Linked DNA regions of Homo sapiens: region 1 is linked to region 2. Evidence: read pairs that join two places in POLR2A ChIA-PET (ENCODE). Cell type or tissue: Caco-2. All regions are shown on one strand. Each heading gives the region's core, and the rest is flanking DNA. Links, peaks and the distances in the headings are about the cores only.

What was found. Peaks named below come from ENCODE experiments on the same cell type or tissue, not always from the same donor. Only the 100,000 strongest peaks of a DNase experiment are listed, where the experiment ranks them.
Region 1: POLR2A ChIA-PET joins it to region 2 with 10 read pairs; 3 of 35 experiments call an interaction of 5 or more read pairs at or near these places.

The regions. Positions count from the first base shown.
Region 1 is chr1:207,217,926-207,233,549 of GRCh38, reverse strand. The region is part of intron 1 of LOC107985251 (a long non-coding RNA gene); the gene reads left to right. It also overlaps the pseudogene C4BPAP2. Among named protein-coding and RNA genes, the nearest start is that of LINC02942, 14 kb to the left of the region's middle. In Caco-2, for the core only: no CTCF peak of the experiment used is centred there; no DNase peak of the experiment used is centred there.
Region 2 is chr1:207,025,300-207,040,923 of GRCh38, reverse strand. C1orf116 (chromosome 1 open reading frame 116) reads left to right here and starts at 8,168. Exons shown (of 4, transcript NM_023938.6): 1 at 8,168-8,345; 2 at 13,245-13,430. The coding sequence starts at 13,326. It overlaps LOC124904826 (small nucleolar RNA U13), which reads left to right and starts at 2,124; the gene lies at 2,124-2,230. It also overlaps a transcript of PFKFB2 not described here. RefSeq lists a silencer at 1,106-1,400. In Caco-2, for the core only: no CTCF peak of the experiment used is centred there; DNase peaks (open chromatin) are centred at 8,123, 9,923 and 10,243; H3K4me3 peaks cover 2,375 bases.

The sequences.
Region 1 (15,624 bases), core at 2,874-10,873, 190 kb before region 2:
TCCATGACTGCTATGAGGAGGTAAGAGAAGAAGCCTAAAGCCAGAAGCCTATTGTAGTAATCTAGTCCAGAAGTGATGGTGTTTTAGGCCAGGGTGATAGTGTAAATGTGATTAGAAATGACAGAATTGGGGATATATTTAGATTATGTCACTGATTTCTATAGTCATTTCTTTGCATAGGCTCTCAACCTCCTGTTTAAAAATCATTCTTGAACATGCTTGTTTGAAAGATTTCTAACCCTTCTTGGTAAAACGAGACGTGAAGAATAATGGAAGTACAAGAGTCAAAGGACTGGATGAAGATCCATTTTGGGTCAAATAATAGTTGGAACTGGGGTAAATGAAATTTTAAAAATAGACCTATATTGTAGAAATTATCCCATAATTCTAACACAAACATTTTTCCATTCTCTCGAAAACATTTCAAAGTAAGAAGGAAATGAATTAAATGACTGATTAGATATAAGGAAAAGAGAAGATGTGAAGAAACTGTGGTTTTCCGGCTTGAAGACATTGGTTCAATTTAAGAAACACATAATGACTCAAGTACAGAGAATAAATATAGGGTAGGCCTTAATGGGCTATCAGTCTGATGTCAAGAGACATTTGAGTAACTACCCAGTGTTAGGTAAGGAGTGTACTGGGTGTGGGCTATATCAGCCAGGAAAGCTGAGTCATTACACCTGAAGTCATATATCGATGAGGTACACGTGACCTGGCTGAGTTGGCTTAGCCTATATCAAAAGCAGCCCGTGTCTAGAATTGCTCTAGTCTTATAAGGCAATGCTTAGAAGGGAATATTTGCATTTCCAAAGTTCTCATGAGGCTCTCACTCATTCAGATAAAATCATCTCAACTGTGAATCTGCTGTGAAGATTTTGAAAGCTGGAAACTTGCCTGGAAACTAATCTGGAAAATGTGACTAATCTCTCTGCCTGTATCCAGACCTTGATAATGTCCTCCCATATTTCTGTATCTTTTGATTTACCCAAGCATCTGATGTCCGCATCCATCAGAGCCTCCTCTTGACGTTTGTCAATACTATAAATACTATCATTGCATAGACATTGGGATTCATGCAAGACCCCATGCCCGTTATAGCCAAGTCTCTGTGAGGAAACAGGACAATGAAGGGGAGAGATGTGATACTATGAGATAGCTAAAGCCCGTGGATTAGTCTGTTCTCGCACTGCTATAAAGAAATACTTGAGACCGGCCGGGCGCGGTGACTCATGCCTGTAATCCCAGCACTTTGGGAGGCCGAGGTGGGCAGATCATGAGGTCAGGAGATTGAGACCATCCTGGCTAACGTGGTGAAACCCCGTCTCTACTAAAAATACAAAAAATTAGCCGGGCGTAGTGGCGGGCGCCTGTAGTCCCAGCTACTTGGGAGGCTGAGGCAGGAGAATGGCGTGAACCCGGGAGGCGGAGCTTACAGTGAGCCGAGATCCCGCCACTGCACTCCAGCCTGGGCGACAGAGCGAGACTCCGTCTCAAAAAAAAAAAAAAAAAAAAAAAAATTAGCCAGGTGTGGTGGCAGGTGCCTGTAGTCCCAGCTACTCGGGAGGCTGAGGCAGGAGAATGGTGTGAACCCAGAAGGCAGAGCTTGCCGTGAGCCGAGATCGCACCACTGCACTCCAGCCTGGGCAGCAGAGGGAAACTCTGTCACAAAAAAAAAAAAAAAAAAAAAAAGAAAGAAAAAACTTGAGGCTGGGTAATTTACAAATAAAAGAGGTTTAATTGGCTCACAGTCCACAGGCTGTGTAGGAAGCACTGCTGAGAGAGCCTCAGAAAACTTTCAGTCATGGTGGAAGGCAAAGGGGACACAAATCCAAACCATATCACTTTGAGAGGCATGATAGAAGTAGACCTTACCAATGGGGCATGAAAACTATACCTTTAGCTTCCAAGAATCTGGTCCAGAGAAATAGTATTGGAATAATATAGACAAAAAACCAACAAAATCTAACACCTAGGTTATTCTTTCCTGCAGGGAGCCAAAACAGTGTAGATGAAACTTACAGATTCTGGGACTTATTCACATTTTCCACCTAACTGGGGACAGAGTAACCTTGGGGATATCAGGTGTAGTTGTAAACAAAAAAAAAATGTGGCCAATATAAGCACTGAAAAGATGAATCCTGTTGTGAGGAATATAGCAATTTCTCCTATATCTGACTGCATTATGGGTAAGGATATTCTACGTCAATGGGAAGACCAGCCATTACCCCGCCCCGAGATCAGTGGGGTATAGAAAACCCTTGGTCAGGTGCAATGGCTCACGCCTGTAATGCGAGCACTTTGGGAGGCCGAGGCAGGCAGATCATTTGAGGTCAGGAGTTTGAGACCAGCCTGGCCAACATGGTGAAACCCTGTCTCTACTAAAAATGCAAAAATTAGGCAGGTGTGGTGGCACGTGCCTGTAATCCCAGCTACTTGGGAGGCTGAGGCAGGAGAATCGCTTGAACCCAGGAGGCAGAGGTTGCAGTGAGCTGAGATTGCACCACCGCACTCCAGTCTGGGCTACAGAGTGAGACTCTGTCTCAAAAAAAAAGAAAAAAAAGAAGACTCACCTTCTTTACAATTTTTAATTTAATTTTTATTGAAGAATATTTTACATGCAAAAAAGCACATCGTCTCAAATGCAGAGCTAGTTGACTTTTCACACACTGAACATACCCATGTAACATCACCCAGATGAAGAAACAAAACATTACCAGGACTTCCAAAGCCTTCCTCATACCCCCATCCCGGGGGAAATTGCTATTTTGACTTAAACACTATGAATTACTTTTGCCTGTTTTTATACATTACATACATGAAACAAAACAGTATGTACATCTTTTGTATCTGGCATCTTTCACTAAACACTTTCTGTTTTGAAATTCATCTGTATAATCATTCATTTCATTGTTGCGGTATATTTCGTCATATGATGTATCACCATTAATTTATCCTCTACTACTCATGAGCATTTTGATCATTTCAAGTTTGGGGTTATTGTAAATAGGGCTGCTATAAACATTCTAGCACATGTCCATAGGTGAATAGATACGGATGCATTTTTGAGAGGTAATCTCTAGGGGTAGAATTGCTGGATCATAGAGTAGACATATGTTCAGCTTAGTTGCCAAAGAATTTTGTAAGGCAGTTGGACCAATTTATACTTTCACCAGCAGGTTTTCAGAGTTACGGTTGGAATACATTTTTACTAATACTTGATATTTTATCATTTTAGCTATTCTTCTGAGTATGAATTCTGAAATTGTACTTTGTGTTTGATTTTAATTTACCTAATGACTAATGAAGTTAACCAAGTTTTCTTATGTCTATAAACCAATTGGATATCATTTTTTGTGAAGGTTCTTCAGGTCTTTTTCCATTCTCTTGGTGGGTTGATTATCTTTTTAAATTTATTTGTAAAAGTTCTTTATATTTGGGGGGCACAAGCCCTTAGTTTGACATGAGCTTTGCAAATAGTGCTTTCCAGATTGTAGCTTGCCTTTCACTCTCTTACTGGTGTCCATATCAGTGTTCTAGGGCTGCCATGACAAAATATCAAAGACTAGGGGGATTAAACAACAGAGTTTTGGTTTTTCTTATTCTCACAGTTCTGGGGCAGGGAGTCTGGGATCAAGGTATGAGCATGCTTGTTTTCTTCCGAGCCTCTCTCCTTGGCTTGCAGATGGCCAAGCCATCTTGAATGGCTTGAATAACTTTCAAGCTTGTTATTATTGGGTGAAAGGGATATCAAACAAAACCAAATATCCCTTAAGTATAAAGTGGAAACAAGAAGTTACTCTAGAGAAATACTAGTAATCAGAATGGAGGAGACTCAGAAGAAGATGGCATATTTGATCTGATACAGGTCAGGAAGAGTAGGAAATGAAAATGTAGGGTAAAGATATTTCAGATAAAGGATGCAAGTATGTGTTTTTTGAGGACAACATATACAATAAAGTAGAAAAGTAAGTTAATCTGAGAAACATCAGAAAATGACTTACAGAGAGCCCTAATTTTTCATTACTCAGAAATCAAAGTAAAAACAAAGATAATTTGATTTTTGATAGGTAATTATTTATTCAGCCAGTCCACCAAATCCAGGAAAGCAGGAACTTAAACTGAACTAAGACAAAAATTATGAATTGTTTCATGTGATCGGTGCCACTAAGAATATTAGTGAATTCTCCTAAACACAGATATTTTTCCCCAGTAAATAATAGTACTTGAGAAACACAGAATTGCTAAAGAGAGAAATATAACTGCTTCTCTGTTTTGTGGGGAAAGGGAAGGAAAATCCTTCCTAACTGGTTTCTAACTGGCATTGTTCGTCTTCAAGTCTCACACGTGTTCCAGTCGTTTAATCTCCAGAGACAGCTTTTACACCTCCAGGGTCATTTTCGAATCCTCTGGGTGTGGGAGACACTGCATGAGCTTTCTACCCGTGAGCACTTGCTCACAACCTTCAGAGATTACCTAAATGAAATAAAGCGATAGTTTTTGAGAGGCTTCTCTCCAAATGAAATCCGAATATGTAAGATTTCTTCTGGATGTATCACTGATGACCACAAAACCGGAATGTCAAAACCCTCCTCAGGACAGATGAATAAAATCCCAAAGAAACTAGGGTCTCAGCAAAGTATTCTCCCTCGGCCGTCAGGCAGCAATCAGTAGCTGGTGAAGCAGGGAAGGAACAACGCTGCAGACAACACCCAGGGGGCCTCGTTAGGGGCGACAGAAGGGACAATTCTGATGGGCCCATCTGAAATGAAGCAAAAGCATAGCATTTATTATAGAAAGTATGAGGCTGGGGGTCAAGTCAGCTGGATCTATGAGACCTTCCTATCTAGGGGTGTGGTCCTTCTTGAGCTTACCTTAACAAGTACACCAAAGTGCTTCAAAGGTGACGGTGCTAATTCTGTAAGTGATGTGCCCGAAATAAATCTTGCCAAAAGTCAGATCTCGCTGGTGTTGGCTAGGACAGTGCTCTGGAGGAGACTATCATTTTTAGAATGGGATAGGATGCCCTGAAATGTGTGCCACTTACCCACTCACAACTGGGCACCTCTGGGTGCCTGCCATGTTCTGTGCTCTGATCAAGTGATATTTTGAGGACCAACCAAAGTGATATTTTGAGGACCAACCACTTTATAGCCAGAGTCACACTGGATGGTGACATTTTCAAGTTCAACATACAGATCCTTACCCAGACAGCTTTCCATTTTCTGTCTCTGGTTTCAGACACAGAGCTATAATGGAAACACAATTTTGATCATCCTATGATTCTCAGAATAAGATCTTATAATAGTAAGAATATTGAGAGTTATGAAACATTGATAAATTATACCTGGATGGGATGCTGAGAGTTGTTCTTTACCTCCATTTATTTATGATTATAACAATAAGATTAATAATAATGCTAATAATGTTATTGCACATACTATATGTCAATGTAAGTACTAATGCAAAACATTATTACCTCCATTTTGCTAAAGAGAAAAATTAGGTACAGATAGTTTGTGTGACTTGTCTAATATTGCATAGCCTTTGGGTGGCATGATTATGATGTAAACCTAGTCACTGCGGTCCTAGAGTCAGAGTTTTCAAAATTAGTACAGTATTTCCAAACCTTGATCTTTTCATGGTCCTAAGTATATAATTTTTATTCTCATATTCTTAATATCTTGCTGTGTTAAATGGAGACAGTGTGGGGAATTAGCTCCTTGAGTTGCTATTAATAGATTAGTTAAAAAAAAAAAAAAAGGTTGACCCTATCCTTGTGGTTGACCAAAAATCTCCTATCAGGTCAACTTCATTATGAGAAGGTGGGAGCATGCATGGTTTCTAATGGAGACATCGAATACTTCAAAGATGTTGGGAATTTACCCACAGGATTCCTCATTTAAACTTAAGTAGATGCCCACTAAAATTTTGCCAAATCCTCACTGATACTCTCAAATTAAAAATTGTATCTCTAAGTCCACTAACAGAACCCTGTATATACAGACACTTGAATTATAACAAAGGTCACACTGCAGAGTTGTGTGGAAAGTATAGTTTATTAAATAAGTGCTATATGATTAATTGAACAGCCGTTGGAGAAAAACAAATTTTAACCACTACTTTCCACCATAAACACACAGGAATTCCAAGTGATTTGGAGATACTAATGTGAAAAGTTAAAACAATAAAGCTCTGGAAAATAACATAAGGAAATATTTTTTGTGACCTTGCTGTAGGCAAATATTTCTTAAACAGGATATGAAAGGTGCCAACATCAAGGAAAAAAATTATAAATAGAACTAAATTAGAATTTAGAACTTCTATTTATCAAAATTAGAACACTCATACACTGCTTGTGGAAATTTAAATTGTTGCAATCACCGTTGAACAAAATTTGGCATTATCTACTAAAGATGAATATATGGCTGGGTGTGGTGGCTCACAGCTGTAATCCCACACTTTGGGAGGACAAGGCAGGTAAAGGAGGATCACTTGAGCCCAGGAGTTCAAGACCAGCCTGGGCAACAAAGAAAGGCCCTATCTCTACAAAACACTTTTTAAAAATTAGCCAGGTATGGTGGTGTATGCCTGTAGTCCCAGCTACTCAGGAGGCTGAGGCAGGAAGATCCCTTGAACCCAGGAGTTGGAGGTTACAGTGAGCTATAATCATGCCACTACACTTCAGCCTGGGTGACAAAATGAGAACTTGTCTCAAAAAAAAAAAAAAAAAAAAAAAGAGATGAATAGATGCATACTCTATGAAATAGCAATTCCACTTTTAAGTTTATTCCCAACATAAATATTTGCACATTTGTATCAAGAGTCATGTGCAAGAATGTTCATAAGAGCATTGTTCATAATAGCCTATAACATGAAAATCCTAAACTTTTATAAGATACATAAAATGTGTTATGTTTATCCAAAGATTATACAACAATGAAAATGAATAAGCTATCACCCCATGCAAGAACACATAGATGATTTTCAAAAACATAATACTGAGTAAAGAAGGCAGGCACAAAAGAATACATACATGATTTCCTTTATATTCAAAGTAATGGCAAAAACCGCAGTGACTTTTGCACCAATCTAAATATAATGCTAAAAAGTTGATAAAACTAATCTGTGATGCTAGAGGTGAGACTAATTGGGAAGGAAAGTTGGGGAGTCACTAGGAGAGGGCACACGGAACACTTCTGGGATGCTGGTAGTGGTGATGCTTCTTGACTTGAGTGGTAGTTTGTCATGGTGGGTTCACTTTGTGATAATTTATTGACCTGTACACCTAAGATTTGGACACAGTGTTGTAGTATGTTATATTTAAATCAAAACTTTTATTCAAGCAAAAAGTGGCCTTCCAGATGACCTCTGAAAGATACATTGATAACAGTAGTGTTCAAGAGTGATAAACTGTGATCATTCATGCTATTAAAATATTGTACCATGTGTATATATTAATTATGCAAATTAAATAAATAAGTAAAGTGTAAATTTCTAAGTGCTGCCTCTGTCTAGGAGGAGACTCTTGTTTGACCTTTCATAGAGGCTCTACCTTCTTAGCAAGGGCCCTCAGTAAGTTTGGAGTTAACCTTTACATTGAGGGGCTGGAGCTGACCAATGTGAATTTCTGCAGGTGACTTCAGCCTCTCCAATTAGAACATATCCATCATCACAGTGACAGTGCACCAGAGTAGTAGAGAATAAAAAATGATCTCACATCTTCATAGGACCCATGGCCAATGGGAGGAACCATTCTGCAAACTTGAATGGTGAGAGAGAAGGTAGAGGAGAATGAGCTAGAGTTTCATTTAATGAACAATTCAGTGAGCGACCCTTCTCGTTATGCAGAACTAGGTCATTAACTTATTGTACTGCTGATGTACATTTCGTCTCCTTGACAAAATCAGTAAACTTTTACACTGTTCATGAACTTCTGGGTACAAAAGCATTAATTTAGCCACAGGGAGTTACTCCAAAACAGAATCATATTCAGTAATCATGAGGTTAAATAAAAAGAAAGGCCACAAATTAATTTTCAAAAAGCAGACAGTGCAATTTAAAAACAGCTGAGAGACTTGAATAGATGTTCCTATAGAGGGGCTATACAGATTGTCAACAGACATATTAATAGGTGCTTAATCACATGGGTCATCAGGAAATACAAATAAAAGCCACAATGAGAAATCACTACACACTCACCAGAATGTCTACAATTGAAAACTATGATAATACCAAAGTTTTCATGAGTAGGACACAATGGAACTCCAATGAACTACCTAAGGAAATATAAATTGGTACAGCCACTTCCAAAAACAGTTTGTGGTTATGTCCTAGAACCTGGCAATTACAATCATGGATATTTTCTTGGCAGAAATACACAAACATGTGCACTAAAAGACAAGCTCAGAAATGTTTTCAGCAACATTATTTGTAATGTGACCAAACATGAAAGAGCCTAAAAATCCATCAACTCTAGAACAGATAAGTAAATTATGGTACATTCAACTGATGGAGTACTAGACAGCAATAAAAATGAATGAGATACTATTTACAAAAAAATGGGTGAATCTCACAAATACATTGAGCAAAAGCAGACAGACCATTAATGTATAATTCTATTCCATTATTAAAGCTTTTAAAAATGCAAAACTAAGCTACAGAACAAGTATAAATAAAATAAAGAAATGATTACTCTGCAAATCAGGATGATGGTTACATTTGAAGAAGGATGAAGTAGTAAATGGGAGGGCCCCCATGGGACTTCTGGGGGCTGGCAATGTCCTACATCTCTACCTGGGTGACATTTTCATTAAGTGTTTGATTTTTGATGAATCATGTTGCTGTACATTTTCACTTTGTATACTTTTCTATATGTGTATTATATTCTAATAAGCTTTTTAAAAAAGAGTTGATTATCTTTGAAAATGGTTAAAGAGTGAATGAATCCGGTTGAGTCCCCCCACCTCTTCCAACTACCACCCCCTCCACAAAGAGAATGTTTTATCATTTTGCAATTTTTGGAGAGAGGTTTGTTGAAACAATGCAAAACAATGGCATATTTGGAAGTAAGAAATATGCAAAGAGCACTTTGGGAAGTTGAGGTGGGCAGATCACTTGAGGTCAGGAGTTCCAGACCAGCATGACCAACATGGCAAAACCCCGTCTCTACTAAAAATACAAAAATTAGTGTGGTGGAGCATGCCCATAATCCTGCTACTCAAGAGACTGAGGCATGAGAATCGCTTGAACCTGGGAGGTGGAGGTTGTAGTGAGCCAAGATCATGCCACTGCACTCCAGCCTGGGCAACAGAGCAAGGCTCCACCTCAAAAAAAAAAAAGAAAGAAAGAGAGAGAGAGAGAGAGAGAAAGAAAGAAAGATGCAATGTTGAGTTGTTGAGTTAGCCTGTCAGTAAAGGAATGATCTATAGTGCCAAAAGTTTTGCAGACAAGATTTAGTGCAATTTAATAAATTTAGAGCTTTGAGTATGTTGATAAAGCACCACACTAAGGGAAGAGTTCCTGTAAGGACTGAATCTAAGTTAAAGCTGTTTCCAACTTATTTGCTAAAAAGCAAATTAAAACTGCTGGCTCCTTTCTCATGGACTCCATCCTCACCAAGAACTACTCCTTCATGTGTGCACTGTTCTCAGGCACTCTCACCGGTTCAGTGTTCTCCTATTAAGCCATGTGCATTCTCACTTCTGTGCCTTTTCTTCTGCCATTTGCCCTACTACAATGCTCTCTACCTTTCTCCACATGCAATCCTGGCACGCGGTGATCATTCCTGCCTGTGGTTGCCTATGGCTCTCAATAGGAATGATATTTTGAGTTCTTAGCCACTTGCATTTTATATATGTTTATCATATATTTATTCTACAGAAAAGGAAACACAACCTTAGAGAGGTCAGTTATTCTGCATAAGATCACAGTTACTAAGTGCCAGTGACATGAATGAAACTTAGGGATTAAACTCAGGCTTCTATCAGTTCAAAACCCACTGCTCCTTCTTAGAATACTACTATTTTCTGCTCTCTATAGAAAGCATTAGGTAAGTACTTTATGTGGCAGCTTCAGAGGTGTAAAAGGCTGTAAAATGGAAGTTTTGGCTGAAAAACAATATTCTTGTTATTTGCAAAGTCAAGTAACCCTCTCTCACTGATGAAGTAGGTGACTCATAACCGGTTAGAAAGCTCTTATCTCCCTCACCTGAATAAAAAACATTGAAATGACAGAAACGGAAGATATTTTAAGGATATTTGGGAAGGATTTTTTTTGTAGTGAAGCATTTGTTTTCCTGTGAGCCCCATTCCATCACTTGCATGAGGAAAATGTGTGGGTGCACTTTTCCTTCACATTGAGAGAGGGACTCTAAGGAGCCCACTGAAAAAGCCTAATATGGCTCCTCTCAGTTTGGACAGGGGGACACAGTGGATTAGTGTTGGACTCCTGCCAGGGAAATCTAAAATGCAAAAAATGGGCTGTCCAGTGGTTCTGATAGTGGGAACAAATGAAAGATCTCTGCTGCTTTGAGATTGTATAATAACCTATACTCCAGATGTTATTCAGAAAAATGGAGGGGTGAGTACTTCCAGGGGATTAGAAATCAGATGCATGAGAAAGTAATTCATGGTGGAGTTGTCTTCAGGTGTCTAAAAGAGCCACCAGGGTGGAAGAAAGACCTCAGTAAAAACAAAATAAAACAAAAACAAAACCTCTAGGAGTCACCAGATATCGAGGAGATAGGAAAAAGCAAGTGGTCAACCAGAATCGGAGATGGGTTTGACCACACCCAGGGAATTGTTAACAGATCCTCAGTGATGGTAGAGGACCCCATCCCCACCCCTCCACACACACAAAACACAAGAGAAAGAGCAAGTCGGAAGCACCCAGGAGGCCAAGGATTAGCTCAAGTCAAACATTGTTTCTCTCACTTCTTCTCCCAAAGTTTCAACTCAGGGGAGCTCAGAAAGCATAGCAACAGTCAGTCCAAAGGAAATGTTTGTTTTTGTAGCGAGGAATAGAAATTCACCTGTATATAAGTCCACAGCCTCCACACAGCCTTTCCTAACCCTCAGATTAAACACCTCTATAGAAATAGAAAACATAGCTTTTAATTTTTATAAATAAATAAATACATATGTAGAGCTCTTTGCTAGGCTTTTTGGGTAATATTAAGGGACATACTTGTGATGTATTTGAAAAGTTAAACTATAGCCATATAAATAGTCATACCATAGAACCAGTCACACAAGTGCCAGAAGATTAGGACAGAAAAGGAGTTCTATAGGAGAAGGTGGTGACAGAACAGAGGACTGGATTGTCAAGGGAAGGCTTCACAGAGTAAGGGGGAGGTACATCTTCAAGGGTGAGTAAAGTTGAGTCATTGAAAAAAATGGGAGAGGTAGAATATACTGAGGCAATAGGCAACTCTGGCATCAGATTGCTGTTGCAAGAGAAGTGGGAGGTAGGATCAGAAAGGGAGGCTAAGGTTGACAAGACATTAAACACCCTTTCAGGGGGTTGGGATCAGAAGTAATGTGAAGATTTGAGGGACCAGAAGATAAAAGAAAAAATAAGTAGGAACATGGAGAAATAATTCAAAGACTTGTTGACAGATTGGAGAAAGTCTTCCTCCATTTCCTCAGAATATAAGAAGGGAACTCAGAGGTGGAGTTGGCCTCTTTATCCGGTACTGACACTGTTACCTAAATTAACACCATCCCTCAATAGTTTTCATGCTTCTGATGTGAAGAGTTATCTTCCAAATACAGTTGCTTCCTTAATAAATCACGCTTTCTTCCTCAATGATCAAAAAAGCATGGCTTCAGCACTTTATGTCAATCTACTAGCTCTCAGAAGAGCACCCAGCTATTATTTTTGGGTCAAGATTTCCCCCCTAAGCCATCCAAATCCTCCATTTTTGATGCTACAATAGCTGTTTCAGGGAATATGTTTATAAATACTTTAACATGTTATAAAAATTAGTTCTCTCAAGAAACAATGTTGGCTAATGACAGAGAAAACTACAACTTTGCTAAAAGGACATTCCATTTAAATAACATAACAATCATTAATTTCCATAACAACAGCTCTTCAACCAGTTCTGGCAAGTTCTCTCAATCTCATACATTTCTCATTCATTCATAAAAACTTCCCTATATTTGAATAACAATGTGTTACTGTTGCAGTAAACTGAGGAACGGAGAAACTTTTAGATGCTGCTTGGCTTTGGAGACTTCCCTATTCCTGCTACAACTCTGAGCTGTAGCGCAGCTCCTATTAGCCCTATGCAGATAGACACTAGTCTTAGTCGGCCCCACACTTTCTTGGAGCACACAGTCCACACTAAGAGATCTGTGACTCCCCACTTCGCAGCTGTTGTGACTAACTAGGCCCCTCCATTTACACACTTTCACACACTTTTAGTTCCCATGTTTGTAACTGAGGTGGTGAGCCACTCTCGCCACCTCCAGATTCCTAGTTGGGGTGGTGAGCCACTCTCGCCACCTCCAGATTCCTAGTTGGGGTGGTGAGCTACTCTCGCCACCTCCAGATTCCTAGTTGGGGTGGTGAGCCACTCTCGCCACCTCCAGATTCCTAGTTGGGGTGGTGAGCCACTCTCGCCACCTCCAGATTCCTAGTTGGGGTGGTGAGCCACTCTCGCCACCTCCAGATTCCTAGTTGGGGTGGTGAGCCACTCTCGCCACCTCTAGATTCCTAGTTGGGGTGGTGAGCCACTCTCGCCACCTCCAGATTCCTAGCTGATTTAGCAAGCCACTCTCGTCCTGTCTTGGCGGGGTGTGAGTTTCATCTGGATTGACCAGCCACTCCCCTCGCCCCCAGCCCCTGTGGGTCGGACTATTCGGCACACCCCAGGAGGTGATCAGGCTCCCCTTCCATCCAAGGGACGGGTCCTGCCTTGGGCTCCCAAAACCTTACCACGTTTCCTGAAGCGTCCCGTTTCTGAAATCGTCCTGTAGCTCCTTTTAGGTTCTGTTGCACGGCTAGGTAGGGGGCGCCAGGTCACGGTAGAGCTGATCTCCCCTCTGGGCTGAAGTTCTCCTAGCAGCGCCTGGGGTCACAGGTTTCCCAAGGCCCAGGCTCCAACCCCCAGACCCAAAGGAGACAGTAAGCCTGCAGTCTTCAGTCCCTTCGTGATTGCCATAAACATTGTGGTAAACTGAGGAACGGAGAGACCAATAAGGAGTACAGGAGGATTTGTTTATTTTTAGGTATGCACCGGCTCAGAGGATTTATATCCAAAAAGCTGTGCATTGAATAAAAATAGAGCGGCATTTTTATAAGCGGCCTTACCAAAGCAAAACAAAAGCAGTTAATTATACAGTGACAGGTCACTTAATTTATAACATAACATAATTTGCGATCTTGCATAGCTGGTGACCTTGTAGCTGCATCGAAAGAAAAATAAAAACTGGCTAAATATAGACATTTGTGAAACATAATGCTCAAGAAGCCTGGGAAAAGAGTAACAGTAAAAGCATTTGTCTTTTTTTTTTTTTTCCTTTAACCTTGCTCTAAAATGGAGGGGTGTTTGGAACCCATTCCTTTGGCCTTGGCTATTCAGACAGGATTATCTTATAACTATCCTTAAAATAAGCTGCTAGACAAAGGAAAACTTTTTTTTAACCCTTGCCTTGCCACATTTTGGGCCTTAGCTTTTACTTTTTTTAAAGTAAATAAATGCAGTACTTATTATCATTATTATTATTTAAATTTCTGCCTTATTACATTTGTATAAGGCTTTATAGTTTACAAAGTGCTTAAATTTTACTTCAGCAAATTCACTCAGAATTTGTGATAGCAGGCAGTATATTGTGCTTTGAGGATGGAAATTTTTTCTGATCAATTAGTAACTGAGATTGTAGATGGTATAACTAACTTAATTGGAAAATAATTGTATCTTAAGCATTTAGGAATGTTTATTTAAATATAAGAAATTGATTTAAAAATTAAAGGTTATTCCTTTCTAAAGCAGCTCTGCAAAGATTTTTGCATATGATCACTTTGTTGTTTTAGACCTAATAACAGCTTCTATCTAAATTAGAACAATTTCCTTGACATTTTAAGATTCTTCATTTTTATTAATAACATAGTCACTTTATTCTCTCGAAAATCTTGTGAACTACCACCATTTGACTATATTTCCCAGCCTAGTGCTGGGAAAATGCTCTGCAACTTGAGGGACATGGCAGAGTCTCAGAGGGGACACAATGGGGCTCCGCCTTCTGCGATACCTTGAATCAAGAGGAAGAAAAGTTCTCTAAGTAACCATTGAAATATGCCTATGCCAAGGAGTTCAGCCTTGGCAAAGTCCCAACAATGGGTCACTGAAAGGGAGGGGCAAGGAGTGTGACTGGTAGACCAGATGCTGAGCACAGTTCTGACAGAGGGGAGCTGATATGGCCCTTTCTTGGGGAGAAGAGTCTGGGGCACCCTCTGAGATTCTGTATGTATCTCCCTGAGACTTTATCACTGTTCAGGCGGAGCCAGTGATGAGTCCCTTTGTGGGTATATGCATAATTCTTCTCTGAGGGAACAAGAGCAAAAGGCAAAAGGACTGCAGCTCCTGTCACACAGGGTAAGTGGTGGGTCTCCAGGAAGGAGAGGTCGCAGCATGAAAGACCAGGCTGAGAAGCAGTTCCTGTCCAGGAAGCAATATCCTCACCGAGGCAGATAAACTGCCCATAGAAGAATGAACATTTTTTTTTAAAGTTTGCAAAGTTAAACTTTTCTAAACAGTCCAGCCAGAATGAGTAAAACAAGTCTCTACTTTTAAAAATAAGAATCTAGTTCAAACAATAATTACTCTTACAAGAAATATATGTAAGTGGGAACTTCGTTTTCCTACTTCCTGGAATTTCTGATGTACCAAATGATTCACTCTGTGATACTATCTTACTCTGAAAACTATTCTAGTTTGTGCTTGCAGCACAGAAAAAGCTTGCCCTGAAATTTAAATGCTTGAGGATGATAAATTAGGAAGAAAGGAAGATTTATTGTGACTTACAGAATATCTCAATGGTGCTTGTTCAGAGTGAAACCCAGCATTTTGCCTGTAAGCAACAAAAGATATGTTTTTGAAAGGCACATTTGTTATTCTTCACGGGAAGATAACCACAGGACAAAATTTCTCTTAGCTATCTGCAACTACCTAGCTATTCACCCAGACCATTTCCTAAATTTAGTCTCTTAAAGTGAGACAGACAAAACCACCAATCTGAGTTGTATCTTTTGCCCACCAGCCGTGGGTTTCTGTTCCTGTAAGAGACAAAGATTGCTGTTCGAACAAGAGAGTAAATTCTGGAATTTGTCCCAAAGTGGTCTTCATTACCCAGTTAAGTTGGAATGACTACTACATACCAATAATAGCCAAAATGCTTATCTCTCAAAAATAAATAGAACTACCAAATATAACTGAGCAAACGTCTTTGGAATATTGATGAAAGCACAGTTAAATCTCAACTTTCTAGAGAGAAAAGAAAACAAATCCACTAAGTGGTTTCTTCCTTTAGAAAGAGGAACACAGTAAAGTAGTTTAGCGGGGTGCAATGGCTCATGCCTATAATCCCAACACTTTGGGAGACTGAGGCGGGTAGATCA
Region 2 (15,624 bases), core at 3,220-11,219:
TCTGTTTTAAATGCTAGTTATAACTACAAAAAGTAAAACGTAGTTTTTTTCTGTCCTCTTTACCATCCCATTAGAGCTTAGAAAAAGAGTGGCTTGTGCTCTTAGTTATGTGGCGAAGGCTACAAAGCAGGACATGTATTTGGCAAAGTGTATACTTACTGGATGGTAAGTATCTATGCTTATCTTATATCTTTAAGCCTGAATGAGACATTCAAGAACAGAAAAGCAGGCATTTCAAATATATTTTCTATTTTGTTTTGACTTGGATTGTCTTTGTCTCTATTTTGTTTATAAATTTTGAGGATGTTTACCAGACGAAAACAAGACACAAACATATTCCCCTAAGCCCACTGAAACTTTTATGATTTCCTCATAAAATGAATTCAAGAATTCCTAAGAAACTATTAATAGCTCTCAAAGAATGAATAGCCTTCTCTCTCTTTGCTTTAGTAGCTGCCACTCTTTTAACTTCTCTGCCCTTCTGACCTAGAATTCCTTCCATACACGAAGTGAAGTTTTCTGATCTTATTCCTGTGGCATTTCTCTGTATTCACTTGGAGGACTTCATTAGTGAATCTTGAGGTATTGGAGCAGATGTCATAATGACTTGGCCATGTTCTAAAACCCTAAAGATGGCCCTGTTGAATCACTGCAATAAGCCGAAAAGCTATTAATCTGGAGTTGTTTGGAGTTGCTGCTGACTCAGGAGTCAGGTTTGAAATCAATACCGAAGTTAAGTACAAAATGTAGACAAAATTATTCCCAATAACCCTTACCTATCTCACTGAGTGTATAGACATCACCATAACTTGTAAGTCCAACACAGCTAGTCCCCACGCCAGTGCTGGAAGAGGTCATGCTCACTCCTATGGTGCAGCTCTCTGAGGTCCCAACCTGCAGTGAGTGTGGCTCACTAGAGCACATTAATTGGTGGACCCTGAACTCTGATGCCTGTTCTCCTTGTTCTCTTAAGCTGTCAGAAGTACCACTCAGCCTCTCAGCATCTCAGCCACCCATTTTGGAACAGACAAATGTCTCCAGAGGAAAAGTGGCTGGCCTCAAATGTTGGACACAACACACCAGACCTATCCTCACCTTGATCCAGGCCTGTGTCCTTAGTGCCTGCCAAATTCTTCACTATCTTTTTGGCTCTACACTGCAAACAGCAGGAGAGTTTGTCTGAATTACCCAGTCCAGCATTCCTGGAAGTGGAAGTCCTCAGCAGCACCTTTCCTAAGATAATCAAGAAACAACTACCATAAAAGCGTGGGGTTTTTTTTTAAAACATGTAATCTTGGAAATATCAGGTATGAAACAAATGATGTAATAATTTTTCTGTCAACAATGGAGGAAAGAAGGGTTTCGTAAGAATTTGTCAGGGTTTATTTAGAACTGTCCAATAGGAAAAGTCACTTTATCAAGTAACCATAAATATTTTTCTAACACAGTTCATTTCCATTCTGTCGGATATTTATATTGAATTAAATGGAAATGTCCTTTTTATGGAATAAGAATCTATTTTTAGAGTCTGTTATGTAGGACATTTCATAAAATTACTATTCCTAATTATGGACAAAATTTTACAGTTACTGGAATTCCAAACTTTCTTCCACTATGACTTAACTGTTTTGTATTGGGGTTGATAACTCTTTCTCTAATGAATTTTATTGGATTGAATTACCTCTCCTAGAGTGTTAATATTATGGAGTACATTGATCAATTTGAGTTTTTAAACCTACAAAACTAAGGAGCAGATTTTGCATTATGTTGACATACTGCCAAAGTTACCCTCTCATTAGGTTCATCCTTTAACATCCAAAGATCTAGCCTTGTTTTTCTTACTCTTACAATGAAGATCAAGAAAATGATCTTGAATTTGGCTAGGAAAAGCTAAGGTAATAACTTATCTCGGAAAATTGTTAAATGGTTTAACAAATCCTCATTGAGCTTTTACTTATTGCAAAATATGGTGTCAAATACCTCAAGATTGCAATAATATTAATTCATTTAATAAACATTTCTGAATGCTAATGTCATACCAGGAACTTCCCTAGGTGGTGGGTATAATTTGGAGGGAAAGAAAAAACAACACTACAAAGAAATAAAAATACAAGTGCTATGAGATCCTTTTGTAGTTCATAAGTGTGATGATTGGGGTTTTGCACTTATGTGTGGGATGTGATGACTCTCTCAAACCTTGTTATGACATCAGCACATTACCTGTCTGATGTGAAAAATAAATACAGATGCTATGAAAAGAATAATTGGGTGGGAGAATCGAATTAAAATTGGTGAATCTGGGAAAGACTTTGAGAAGATGACATTTAAGCTGAAATCTGAAGCATGAATAAGAACTAATCAGTTGAAAAATAAAATCATTTCAAATAGAGGGTACAGCATTTGCAAACATGATGTTGCAGAAGGAAATGAAATATTTTTCAGACCAGTCTGGTCACAGTATGATAAACAGGAGAAGGGGACATGAAATAAAGTATTAGAAGCAGGCAAGGATCCAGATTTGCAGCATCTATAAGCTATATTAAGCATTTCCTCGAATTCATATTTAACAGGCTTTATTTGCTTATTTTATGTTTGTGCTCATAATTACTTTGTAAACTCCACAAGGGCAGGAACTAGTTGTGACTTTTGTTATTGCTGTATTCCTAACACCTAATAAGGGGCTGGATCTACAATAGACATTCGATATATAGTTGAATGAATGAACATGTGAATGAATAAAGTCAATGAAGTTTATTCCTGTAAAGGAATAAAGTTATCCTAAGATCATTGGGAGGATATTCAAGCATTTTAAGGAAGGCATCAGATTGATGTTCCTCAAAATTTACTGTAACTGCCCTGTGGAGAAGAGATTGAAGAGGGCGGAGTGGAAGTGGAGTACCAGTGAGGAGGAGGCTACTACAGTAACATATGGAAGTGATGACGGTGAGCATTATCATAGTTAGCATTTACTGAGTGCTCACAGTATACTCAGCACTCTTCATGTATTATCTCATGTAATCTTTACAATAACTCTATAAGTTATGTGCTATTATTATCATCTCTATTTTATAGATATGATTACTGAGAATTATAAAGTTTAAACTGCCTCAAGGACAAACAGCTAATAAGTGGATGATGGCTTGGGCCATGTAGATGTCAAGAGAAGAGGATAGATGTAATATATAATTTAGAGATAGGATCTCCAAGAATTGGTGATGTGGAATAATATTTACTCAATCAACTGGTAGGAAAAAGTGACATTTACTGATTCATGGAAGATGAAGGGGGGAAGTATTTGGAGAGAATAGAGAAGAAAAGAGTTAAGACATGTTAAGTTTGAGATGTTTGTGAATCATGTGAAAGCAGAGATCATGTAGGCATCTACAGGTCTGAAGTTCAAAAGATATATCTAAAGACAAAGACCTAAATTTTGGACTTGTTGACCTATAGATAAAAGCTGTGTGGATGGAAGAGAGAAGGTAGAGAGAGTGTATATAGGGAGGAAGACTCAGCACCAAGCTGCAAGTAACTCCCAACATTTAAGGAGCCAGGTAAGGGAAGAAGAACTAGCATTTAAAAGTTAGTTGAAGAAAGAGCCACCAAGGATAACTGAGGGTTCAGGAGAGATTAGAGAAGCAAGAGAACTTTATGTCATGGAATTCAAGAGAAAATAGTTTTTTAAAAAAACTGAAAGTGGCCAGCTGTGTTGGATGTTATAGAAAGACAAGATAGAGAAGAATTCAAACAGTCTATAGGATTTGGCAAACTGGAGTTCATTGATGACCTTAGCATGAGCTGTTTTAGGGGAGTCAAGGAGAAAGTAGCCAGATAGAAATGAGTTGAAGAGTAAATAGGGATGTCTGGTTAAAGATAACAAGTTGAACATATTCACTAACCTCCACTCTCCCAAAACTTCAGTAAAATGATAGTAATGGAATTACACTCAAGGACAAAGAGATAGTGGGGTAAATAATAGCAACAACATTTCGGAAGTTAGTGAGCTGCTAACTTTCAAGTAATTTTTAACAAATTAGTTAACAAGCAGTTGGATGTGTGGTAACTGACAGCAGATTTTAAAAAGCTGATGGGAATTATTTTAGGAGAAAGGTCAAAATGATGATGCAGGAGAGAAGGTTACAGGGATAGAGTTGGTGAAATGAGATTCAGAGCACACACAATGGATGACAGGATTTTATAGGAAAAACATGGTTTTTGTTGTTGTTGTACTGACAGGAAAAAAGAAGAAAATGGGTGCAGAGGAAGTTAGGTTTGTAAATTTGGGGATGGGAATGTGGCATTCCTGCCTCTTGACTACTGTTGTCATACTGAAGCTTTCAAAATTGGTGACAAAGTTGTTATATGAAAATGGAGTGAAAGAGAGGTAGACAGTTTATGGAGAGAGAAAAAGAGTGGTCTCAGAAAATGGGAAATCCAGCTTCCTAGAGAAAAGTAGTAATTGCCTGAAGTATAAAGTACCCATTTGAGGTTGTTACTCATGAAGTTATAGTGGTACTAATCTGCCTGTTATGCGATCAACATAAAGATGTTAGTGACTCAAAGGAATCCAGTAACACCAAATCAAAAGCAAGAGCAGGAAATGCTGACATGTGGAGTCAACCATTAAATGTGACATTTCTGGGAACCAAGACACCAGCAGGTAGGAGACAAGTGGTTACAGTCTATTCAGTCTGCCATGCTTAGAGTTTTTGCCATGTGATATAGTGTGAATGTTCTGTCCCCTCCAAATCTCATGTTGAAATGTGACCTCCAAAGTTGGAGGTGGACCTAGTGGGAGGCGTTTGGGTCATGGGGGCAGATCCCTCATGAATGTCTTGGTGCTGTCCTTTTGTAATGAGTAAGTTCTAAGTTCTCACATGAGATCATGCCCAGCCAAACCCCTTTTCCGTATCAATTACTAGGTCTCAGGTATTCCTTTACACCAATGCAAACAGACTAACGTACTATGTGATAAGTGTATGTTCCATGGCCCTGTCTATTGTTAATAATGAGTCATTATAGCAAATAAAATAAATATTAATAAATGTATACTGAGTACGCATGTTAGCACCTCCTTCCTCTCTCTTGCTCCCTGTCTCACCGTGTGACACTGCCTGCTCTCCCTTTGCCTGCTGTTACGATTGTAAGCTTCCTGAGACTCTTACCAGAAGCTTAGCAGATGCTAGCACCATGCCTGTACAGCCTGTAGAATCATGAGCAAAACAAACCTCTTTTCTTTTTTTGTTTTTTTTGTTTGTTTGTTTGTTTGTTTTTAAGACAGGGTCTTGCTCTGTCACCAAGGCTGGAGTGCAGTGTCATAATCATGGCTCACTGCAGCCTTGATCTCCCGGTCTCAAGCCATCCTTTCGCCTCACCCCACGAGCACCTGGGACTGCAGGTGCGCACTGCCATACCTGGCTAATTTTTGTACTTTTAGTAGAGACAGGGTTTTGCCATGTTGCCCAGGCTGGTCTCCAACTCCTGAGCTCAAGCAATCCCCCTGCCTTGGCCATCCAAAGTGCTGGAATTACAGGCATGAGCCACCATGCCAGCCAAACCTCTTTTCTTTATAAATTACTAGGTCTCAGGTATTCCTTTATAGCAATGCAAATGGACTAACACACCTTGCATGTGCACTTAGAGGGAAGGGAGGTGCCTAAGTGGGGAGGTTGTACTGAGAAAGGAAATCATAAACTAGCCTCTGACAGTCAAAGAGATGACCACAACAGCATGCAAGAATGGAGAAGGAGAGAACAGATGAGTCAGGTGAGCTGGGCTGTAATTAGTTTCCACAGAGTCTGGTCATCAAACAGGCATTTACATACTAAGAGCAATGACACACATACCCCCTCAAATGATGACCTATATCAACCAGGAAGTCTTATTCTTTCAGGCTTTTGACTGACTTTGGAAATCCTCCCTTTTCTGTAGTCCAGGCCTCCTTTCCAACTCTCTTGGAATGTTAGAGACTTGGTATATTTCTAAGCAAAAATAAAACAAAGCAAAAACAATATGAATTCCAGGGAAAACATTTAAGTACATGGAGAATGGAAAAAAGAAAATTTGAAATAGTGATTTATTTCAGCTAGGACATATATGTGTTTGCAGGGAGGGGAGGCTCAAGGCTTGTAAGTAACTTCGACTGTGATGTTTATGTTTTATTTCCTGAACTGGATGTTAGGTACGGTTATGTTTGTTATGTCAGTGTATCTGAAATATTTCATAATTTACAAAAAGAAAAAGTTTTTGAGAGGAAAGGGAGGAAGGGAAAGATGATTTTTGTCTATGTCCCTGCTTCTACCTGGTAAAAGATAGGGGTTCCTCCTAGTTATCCTAATTTTATTATAACTGAAAAACTGTGTCTGTTCACAAATAAGACTGTTGCCTACTATCCTCTTGGAAGTTAATTCTCATAAGTCAATTCATTTTTTTAGCAAATGTTCAAATCACACACCTATGGAGCTGGATCAACTTCATTGACTTCATCCATGGGTGTGACTCTGGTTGCACTGAACTGCTGATTTGGAGATGCCCTTCCTGTTTTGTTAGTATTATGACATCATATATGTTTGAATGACACACCAGGGAAAGAGGTCATAGCCCGAAGTGCTCATTCAGCTGTGATATCCATAGGCTGCTGATAGGGTACTGGGTTATCCCAGGCTTCCTCCAACCTCCTTCCTATCCATTAGTCCTGCTCCACTTCATCTTTACCTTGGCCCCAGGATCACTGCCCTTTTTATTTCCTATCCAACCATGATCACAGAAAGAGAAAAGATGAAAGCCATGTGTCGTCTTGTTATAAAACATATTAATAGCTTTAAGTAGGAAATGAAACAGAAAAGGACGAATCTAATAGCTAGAATTACACTTGCAAATTATCTGTGTATTTCATGATTCCCACTTGAGATTCCTTCCAAAATAGAGGCGGATTGGCATTATGCTGATTCATAGCAACCTTGATGTTATACTGCCTGAATTAAAATCTCTGCCCTGCCTCTTCCTAGCTACATGGCCTTGAAAAAGATTTTTAACCTCCCTGTAAAATTTAGATATTAACAAATGCCTACTTTTTTAAGTTAAAGACTAAATTAAAAGATACATGAAAATGCTCAGCACAATACCTAGCAAATAGCAAGAGCTTAATACATTTTGGCAATTATTGTGTACATTGATTTTAAATTTTCTCCCTGACCTTTTAATGCTAGTAAGTGGAATACCTCAAATCCTGATACCTATCAAGGATAATCTACCTGTAGGAAAAACCAGCTTCCAGGCAAAAATCATATCTGTTAAGAGTGGTCTCTGTACCTGGTGGGAAATTTCTTCCCAAAAATAGTAGATTCTTCTACCTACTCTCTTCTCCCTACGAATGCCAAGTATCAGTCCATGAAAGGAGACAAGAGTTGCTAAACTGGTTGGTAGTTTGTTTTGTTTTTATTTCATAATATGTATTGCCACCTTCCATGAACAGCCAAAAGAGAGCAGAGGACCAAATGACAGAGTGCATGCTCTCTCCTTTCAAGCTGTCCAGTCACTCTTTCATCAGGACACGGACCTCTTAGGGGATGAATGGTTTTATTTCCCCCAGAAATAAATTAGGCCAAGGAGATTGTTGGCAAGCACTGGGGCGAGACTGGCCCAACTACAGCATCCCTAGCCTGGGGACACCTTCTTCAGTGGACATGAATGGAATTGCTAGGCTTATGAGCTAGGATTAGGCTTGGGGAAGAAAGTGACTTTCAACATCTAGAAAAGCTAGCAGCAAAACTGAACACAAATGAGTTTAGCCTAGAGAATTCAGGGGAAAACTAAGCTCCAAGCGGAAGAAGGTAGTTCTAGATGAAAAACCTGTTTCACATAGACCTATGGAAAAGCACACTGCCCAGAGGACTGTCTGCGTTCCTTTATATCAACATTAAATATATATACTATCTCTGCCTACTCCCTCCCTGCCACCTGTCCTTCCAGTCTCAGCCCAAACCGGCTCCTCCTCCTTCCAGCCCTCCTTTTTTAAAGAGCTCTTTATTAGCTCTAAACAGGAAAGGGGAGGGTAGGAGATGATTGGCTAAGAGGGAACAGCACCACCCTGCTCATTCCCCTCCCATTCCCTCCCTGAGGAAACAGCTGGAATGAGAGGTAGGGAGGGGAGGCTAGGATTGGCTGAGTCAGTGGCAGGGTGGGGGCCAGGCAGCACAGATGAAGCATTTACCTATCTAGGTAAGTCAGGAGGAGCTCAAAAGGAGAAGAAAACAGTAGGAGGCAGGGGAAGCAGCCTCTGTCTCCATCTCTGCCCTTTGAAACAAAAGGGTATTTCTTTTCTCTCTTCAGCCCCCAACCCAGTGGAGGTGAGTTAATCACTAACCAACTATTGCTTATCCTATAGCAATAGGAAGGGGTTTCATGGGAAATCAGAGCTACAGGGGAGGGGAGGTGTCCCTCTATACCCCAGCTAGGGAGATTTCCTCTCTGTTCCTCAATTCTCTGAGTCCATTCTGGGATCAGATCAGGTTGGTAGCAACTTGAGATTGTAGTGTTTTTGTGGAGACTGGGGCTGGGAGGCACCTTCTTTTTCATTTATCCCTTTAGGTTGGATAGGCATATTGTGCAAACAACAAGAAAAAGAAAATAGATTTGTTTTGGAAATTTCCATCTCTGAACAATTGAAATTGAGTTGTGATTTTAGAAAAGAACAGTTGAAATAGAGGGAGTCAAAATGGGGGAGAGTATCTTGGTTTTCCATAGCGACTGTAACAGGAAATTCTCCCGTGGCTTTACCAACTCGGTGTCGATCTTTATTTAAATAATGGGTGCAATGTGTGTGTGTGTTTGATCATGCTCATGTGATAATGGAGCTCTCTGTGTACAGGTGTGTTAGGCATGAGCTGTACTAGGTTGTTTGTAAAGGGATATGAGGTTGGGGCACATGGAGAAAACTTCAGCTACCAGCTCATCTTTGGAAAACCCATGGATAATCTAGCTGCAAAGTCAAGTTTATTTGGATTCTACTCAATTAACTTTCTGACTCAGCCTGTTAATAGACACAGAGACTGGCAAACAGAAAGCTACCTGGCTGTGCCGAGCCTCACCCACATGAATATTTCGTGGCTGCATGTCAAGTCTAGTTAGAGTTCCAAGTGGGGCTCAAGCCAAGGTAGTGTGGCAGAGTCCACAGACAGAGAAGCAGACCAGGGTGGTGGCTTTGTTTGTTTTCCTGCAGGTGTCCCAGTTGGCAGTTTGTGTGGCAGATTTACCTGCAGAAGGAAGGCAGATGTAGGAGTCGAGTCAGAGTAGCAAGTTGCCTCTCCATTATCCATCTTGGGGGGTTTAACCCTTTGGTCCCTAACTTTGACTCTTTTCCTCCTGCTGCAGAGAAGAGGGAAGTGGGAAGCCCTCAGTGCCAGGCTCAAGGGCCTGGCACACGCAGCCCTGAGTGAATATATGGGTTTTCCAGTCCTGGCAACTGGAGATTTAGGCTTGAGCTCACCTCACACCACAGAGCCAACACCCCACACTCACAGACTGAGGGCTGCCCTAGATGGTGAATTTAGGAATAAAGACCACTGGCAGTGTCTAACAAAGCTCTGCTATGCAGAGGGTATTTCTACCTGCTCCTTCCCTCAAACACACTGGTGAAAGGGAAGATGATAATGTTGCCTAAACACACACAGAAACTTGCCCATGTGTTCATGGAGACAGATATGCAAACTGTGCAAGTTTTAGTCATTCTGCTATTTTTCTTAGGATATTTTCCAGCCCAAGGCACATTTCTGGGTAGTCAACAAGAAGCAAAGACACCTGGATTGAAAGACAGGAAACCTCTTTGACTAGTAGGCAGAGAGGCAAAGCTCTTGGAGGACATGTGGGGGGTTCGTGGGAGGAGGATGAGAGGGACCTGGGTCTGATTAGAAGGTACAGACAAGCCAACCTGGAATGGAGCTGGAGCCCTCTCCCCACCCCACCATCTCCAGATGCCAGAACTTGAACTGTTCTTTATTTCCTCTCCTCCAAGGCTTGGCAGTATTTAGTATTTTAGTCAGTGGTGTAGTTAATATTTAATGTGTCTTTGGATGGGTGGCCCTGACTATAGGTGCTGCATATTTCTTAACCCATTCCCTCCTCCCGTTAAGTTCCCAAAGAGGTCAAGGGTTAAGATACCAAACTCTCACCTTGAGTGTTTTGTTTGTTTCTCAGTCTTCTTATCAGGGTTTCGATGGCTGCCCTGAAAGAGCCCCAAGGTTCAAGGTTGTGAAGTCGGTGAAAGGAAATGCAGCTTTCACCATTAAGATTCTTTAGGTCAGAAAACTAGGTATGGAGATGAGGTGACAGCGCCTCGCTCAGCTTTGGTTTCAGGTTCAGATTCCTCTGTGCAGGGATTATGTAATCCCTAAAGACATGATCTTCCTTGGCAGTTGGTGTCATTTCTTTACTGTAGAAATATCTGCTGTTGGGGCAATACACTGGTCTGGAAGTATAAAGCTGAAGCAGATGATTTGCAGGGTTTAAGGTATGAAGTAGAAGGAGAAGGGGGTTTTAAGGCTTTTAGTATTTTAGTCAGGGGTGGCTAGTAACCATTCTCGGGGGCATGCCCCTCTTGCATCCAGATAGTCCCTGAAATGCCCTGTGGAGGGCTGCCCTGTATATGCATGTATAGGTCATTCCCTGTTTCCCTTAGGAAGGGCTAGTGGTAAGAGCCATAACTTTCTCACCCGTAAAATGAAGAAAACGTCACATCCTGCCTATGTTTCCAGTTTATGCTGAAGATCGAATTAGCATATCTGAGAGTACTTTGCAAGCTATGGCATGCTGTGTTCTTGTGAAGCAGTGCTTTTCCTACCACTTTTATCTCTTCCAGCTACTTGAAGACATCCTAGGTTCTGAAACAAAAGTGTGATAAGCTTCCCTGGTAGGAAAGAGAGACTAGAAAACCTCTGTAAAGTCTAAAGCATACTTAGAAGCACAAGGGTAGTAATTTTCTCTGAAAGTAAGAGGCAGCATCTGCTCACCCATTCATAGAGAATATGATGTTAATTACAGTGAGTCACTTTAAATATTTACTGCCCTGATTTTACAGAGAAGAAAATTGGAGCCCAAAACTAGACCCTTAGATCTACATTGACTTTTTGACAACAATGCCTTTGTCTTATACAGTTTTGTAACACCAGCGCCTATTATTAGGTGCTCATAAATGTTAGTTTAACTGAAAACATTGCCCAAATTTCACTGAGCCATATATTATCCAGGAAATTAAGTATTTAAGTAAAAGCTGACAGTTATAGGTTAGAAACCAAGAAGAAGCCTTCCAAAAGCTCAACCTAATAGACCCTAGAACAGATGGCAAGTTCATTCATTCGGCATTTTTTGAGTGTTTTCTGTGTGCCTAGACTCACAGAGATGGAGCTCCTTTGCTATAGTGGCCTCAACCCTACACAATGTTAGGAATGGGTTAGTCCTCCCTGAACTTGGGCATCATTCATGGAGTGGGTAGCTGAGATGACTGAACTTCATCCACATGATTTCTCATGTTCCTGTTTCTTTGAGCTTCTGGGTATTGGGGAGCTAACCTCATGAAGAAACCCTAAGAGCTTCCTCACCCCACATTTATTTATCATTGGGCTTCTTTGGTGTCTCTGCCCCTCCAGTCCCCTCCTTATCTCCTAGGAGGATCTGGACCCCTATGAACCAGATGTCTGGCTCACTAGGGATCTCTCCTGTTTTCCCCCCAGTGTTCTGCCCCTCCATACCTGCCCCTTTTAAGAGACTCCTCCCAAGCAGAAGAGGAGCTCCTTGGGGCTCCATACTTGCCAGCTCTATAGGGATGGAAAGCTGACTCACCCAACCCAGCCCAAACTTGACTTTGGCACTGGAAGCAATTATTACCAGAGGCCAAGAGGACATCTGCCCTGGCATCCAAAGCCCAAGCCTCCAGATCTCAAATAGATCACGTTTTCTTCTAGGACATTTTACCTAGTGTTGGGAGGGTTGGAAAGATGAAAGAAAATATAGGATGGCATTATAAGGAAAATATGGATTTAGAATCAGACAAACTTTATTCTAATTCTGGCTCTCCTCCAACTCTCTGTTTGATCTTGGAACTGTCTTTTCATCTTAATTCTTTTAGAATTTCATTTTAACATAGCAGACTCACTTCTGGCCTGCCATCTCCAGTGGAGTATTTCCCACAAACAGCCACATCAAAATCCTTGGGACTTTCAGAGGGAAGATGGCACTGCCTTCCTTTGCTACTACTATTGTTACAATGACATTGAAACTTTTTTTCCCTAAGGAATTAGAGTTGGGAGGAAGCTACATGGGACATTTCTCTTGTTCATTTGACATAGGCTAGGGAATCTCATTGGGAATGTGTGCAACAACAGAGGCACTAGAAAGAAAGAGATTCACTAGAAAGAAAATAGGTTTGTGTCAACCACTGCAGGTGCCCTGTTCATGCCTCCAGGCTAGGGAGTTAAAGATGGGTATCGTAGCGGTGGTTGTGATGATGTTGATGATATTGACTGTGATAGCAGGTGACAATTTGCTCTGTGCAAAGTGTTTTAAACGTTCTCACAATAACCCCATGAGGTAGGTATTATTAAGGGACCTGTTTCTTCTCTCAAGTCTACAGTCTCCCATCAAACCAGAACCCTTCTTTTCTGAGATCCTGTTTCTCTTGTTTCAATTTAGTTTGATCCTAGATAGATCTTGTCTTTTTCTTGTTACAAGAACAATAATAGTTAATTATTGACTCATGAGGTCTTAGGGTATTTACTACCAACTAAACTGTGCTAACTGTTCTCTCATTTAATCCTTATACTAACATTATTTAATGAGGAAAAACAGACTCAGAGTAATTTGCCCCAAGTCACATAACTGTAAATGGCTAAACTGGGATTTGAGCCCAGACCCAACTAACTCCAGAACCCAAGGTATTGACGCCTGTAATATTTATTGCTTATAGTAATGAAAATGTAGATTAAGCTCCTTGGTTCAGAGAAAAATGTAAGAGAAGTAGTAGAAGCTTCTTTCTGACTAGACTGCCTCTCCACCAACTAAGTCTGTCCTTCTGCATGTATTTAAGCCAGCTTCAGGGTCCTTCCATGCAGGCCGGGGGTGTCGGGCAGTGGCTGTTCATGCCCCCCTTCCAGCTCTCTGCTTGCTTGGTGTCCTTCCCGCCATGCCGCCCAGGGCCTGGGCAGAGCCTTGCCGAAGCCTCGGCTCATGTGTGGCTTTGATTCTTCTCTTTTCAGGCCCGGCTTGGGACATTGTTCACTTCCCCTCGCTTCCCCTCTAGAAGCCCCCTTTGCCATCCCTGCACCTTGTTTCGGGTGATGCCCGAGAGGGAGCTGTGGCCAGCGGGGACTGGCTCAGAACCCGTGACCCGTGTCGGCAGCTGTGACAGCATGATGAGCAGCACCTCCACCCGCTCTGGATCTGTACGTAATACTCTCCCTCCCGCAACCTGGTCTGCTCTCTGCACACCTGCCCTGCCCTGCCCTGCCCTATCCTTTCCTGCCACCCATCCTGGCTCACTGCACCTTCTCTTTCATTGTTGGGGAGTGATTCACAACACCAGTGGGTGCTTTCTGCCTGAGTCAGCCCTGGCTCTATAGAGAATAGGATGGGACGACCTTAGAGAGCAACTGGGCAAATGAGACTTTTTCCGCCGATTTTCATTAGGTTGGGGGTTGGGTTGAGCAGAGAGAGTAGGCCTGTAATCTGAGGTCATGGTGGAAACCAGAACATAGATTCTTGTAGCACATGGATTATTGAAGTTCTCTGCAATGAGCAGCATTACTTTAGTCTCTTACAAAGATCAAAGAAAATAGGTAATTAGGAGCCTAGGTTCTGGAACCAAACAGATTTAAGTTCTCTACTTATAAGCTGTATGACCTTGGGCAAATTACTTAATTTCTCTAAGCTTTAGCCTCCTCAGTTTTCAAATGGGATACTTAGTGTTCATACCCAATTCAATTTGTGGGGAGTAAATGTGATACAGGTAAAGCACCTAGCATATGCCTCTATATAGAAAAGAATCAGCCTTTCTAGGAGCAGAGACTGAGAATCTTCCAAAGTCACTGTGTTTAGCTACTTGTGAGTGGCATTTAATAAACTGTAATTTTTCTGGGCATGAATTTAAATCTCAGTTGTTGTGAGGCTGGTGTGAAAGAGTAAATCTGTGCTGCATCCAGACGCAAACATTTGTTGTTCATGCTTGTCACATACATAAGAATCATAGAGAATTTATGCTTTTTTGCATTGTATCCTATAGAGGTATTTGAAAATTTAAGGGTGTCTACTGAATGTCAAGATGTTTAAGACAACCAGTGGATTTTGATATGTAAAAATAGAGTAGAGAAAGAAACACACATGCACAAATCCAAAGTGCAGACAATCATACAAATTTCATTTTGACCCTAGATAATGGGGCTGTGGAGACGTCTTTCTATGTCTTTTAGGCTGAGGCCAACGTGAATAGTCACATAGCATTGGACACAGAATGTGACAGGGATTAAAGGTTTTCAAAGTGAATCATTCATGAAGGAGAAACTCAGAGTCAGCTTATCCTTGGCAAGGCTATTTTAGGAGGAAGAGGACAATAAAGATATTTTTCTTCAAGAAACTCTTGGCGTCAGCTTCAGAGCTTCCAGGGGCTATATTTGGGGCTTGCTTTAACATGTAGGCCCACATGCGAAAGGAAGTTCCAGAGGCAAATGGAAGGGTTATTCTGCAACCCTCTCCCCTCCCTCCAGGATATTTTTAGAGCTGTCTCAAAATCTTTCCTGGCCATCTGAGTGGGCCTGAAGAATATACAACTCTGAAGTGTCCCAAATATTAGGAAAAGGGCTGGAGATGCCAAGAAGAGACTTGGCCCAAATTTCTTATATTCCAATTTGCCCTTTTGTTTTCCCTTCAACCTCCTCTGTGGAAGAGCAACTATTCCAGCAAACTTCTAGCCCCATACAACATAGACAGTAACTGTCTGAGATGACCATTATTATTTTCTTCCAAAAACCTCTATGTACTCTCTCATAATGAATATGATCTACTTTAAGATCTACTTAATATTTAATACTAAGCTGCTTTTCCCTCCTCCCATACCATCCAGTTTCTCCACCAACCTCCCCCTTTAAGTTAATATTTGCTTTAGAAATGCACACTTACTTGAACATTAGCCAGAGCCAAATGTCATCAAGAAAGTAAATGTACAAGGGGAAAAATTCCCGTATGGAATGCATTTCAAAGTCAAGTACAAATCATTTAGTACATTTATCTGTGGCCAGTCATGCCACAGTTCCTACTGGCCTGGCAGCTCATAGCTGGCTTCATTTCCTGCTTTTCCTCATACTGCCCTTGACATACCAGATCAAGTATGCAGAAGTACTTTTAAAAGTTAAAAGCAATACCACTGAAGTTTCAGGTCAAATTGTTATGTTGCACTTCTTATTTGGAGCTAAATCAGAGGTGCTCAAAGTGAGATGTTTGACAAAGGCTGTCAAACATTGAAACTTGGGACTGCTTCTAATCTGTGCCCCTAAGCATTCAAGCCAGGACTGAGCAAAAGAAAGGCCCCTGCCATGTGCCTGCCCAGCTCCAGAGCTGGGCGCTAGTGGGCCAGCCTCCTGACAG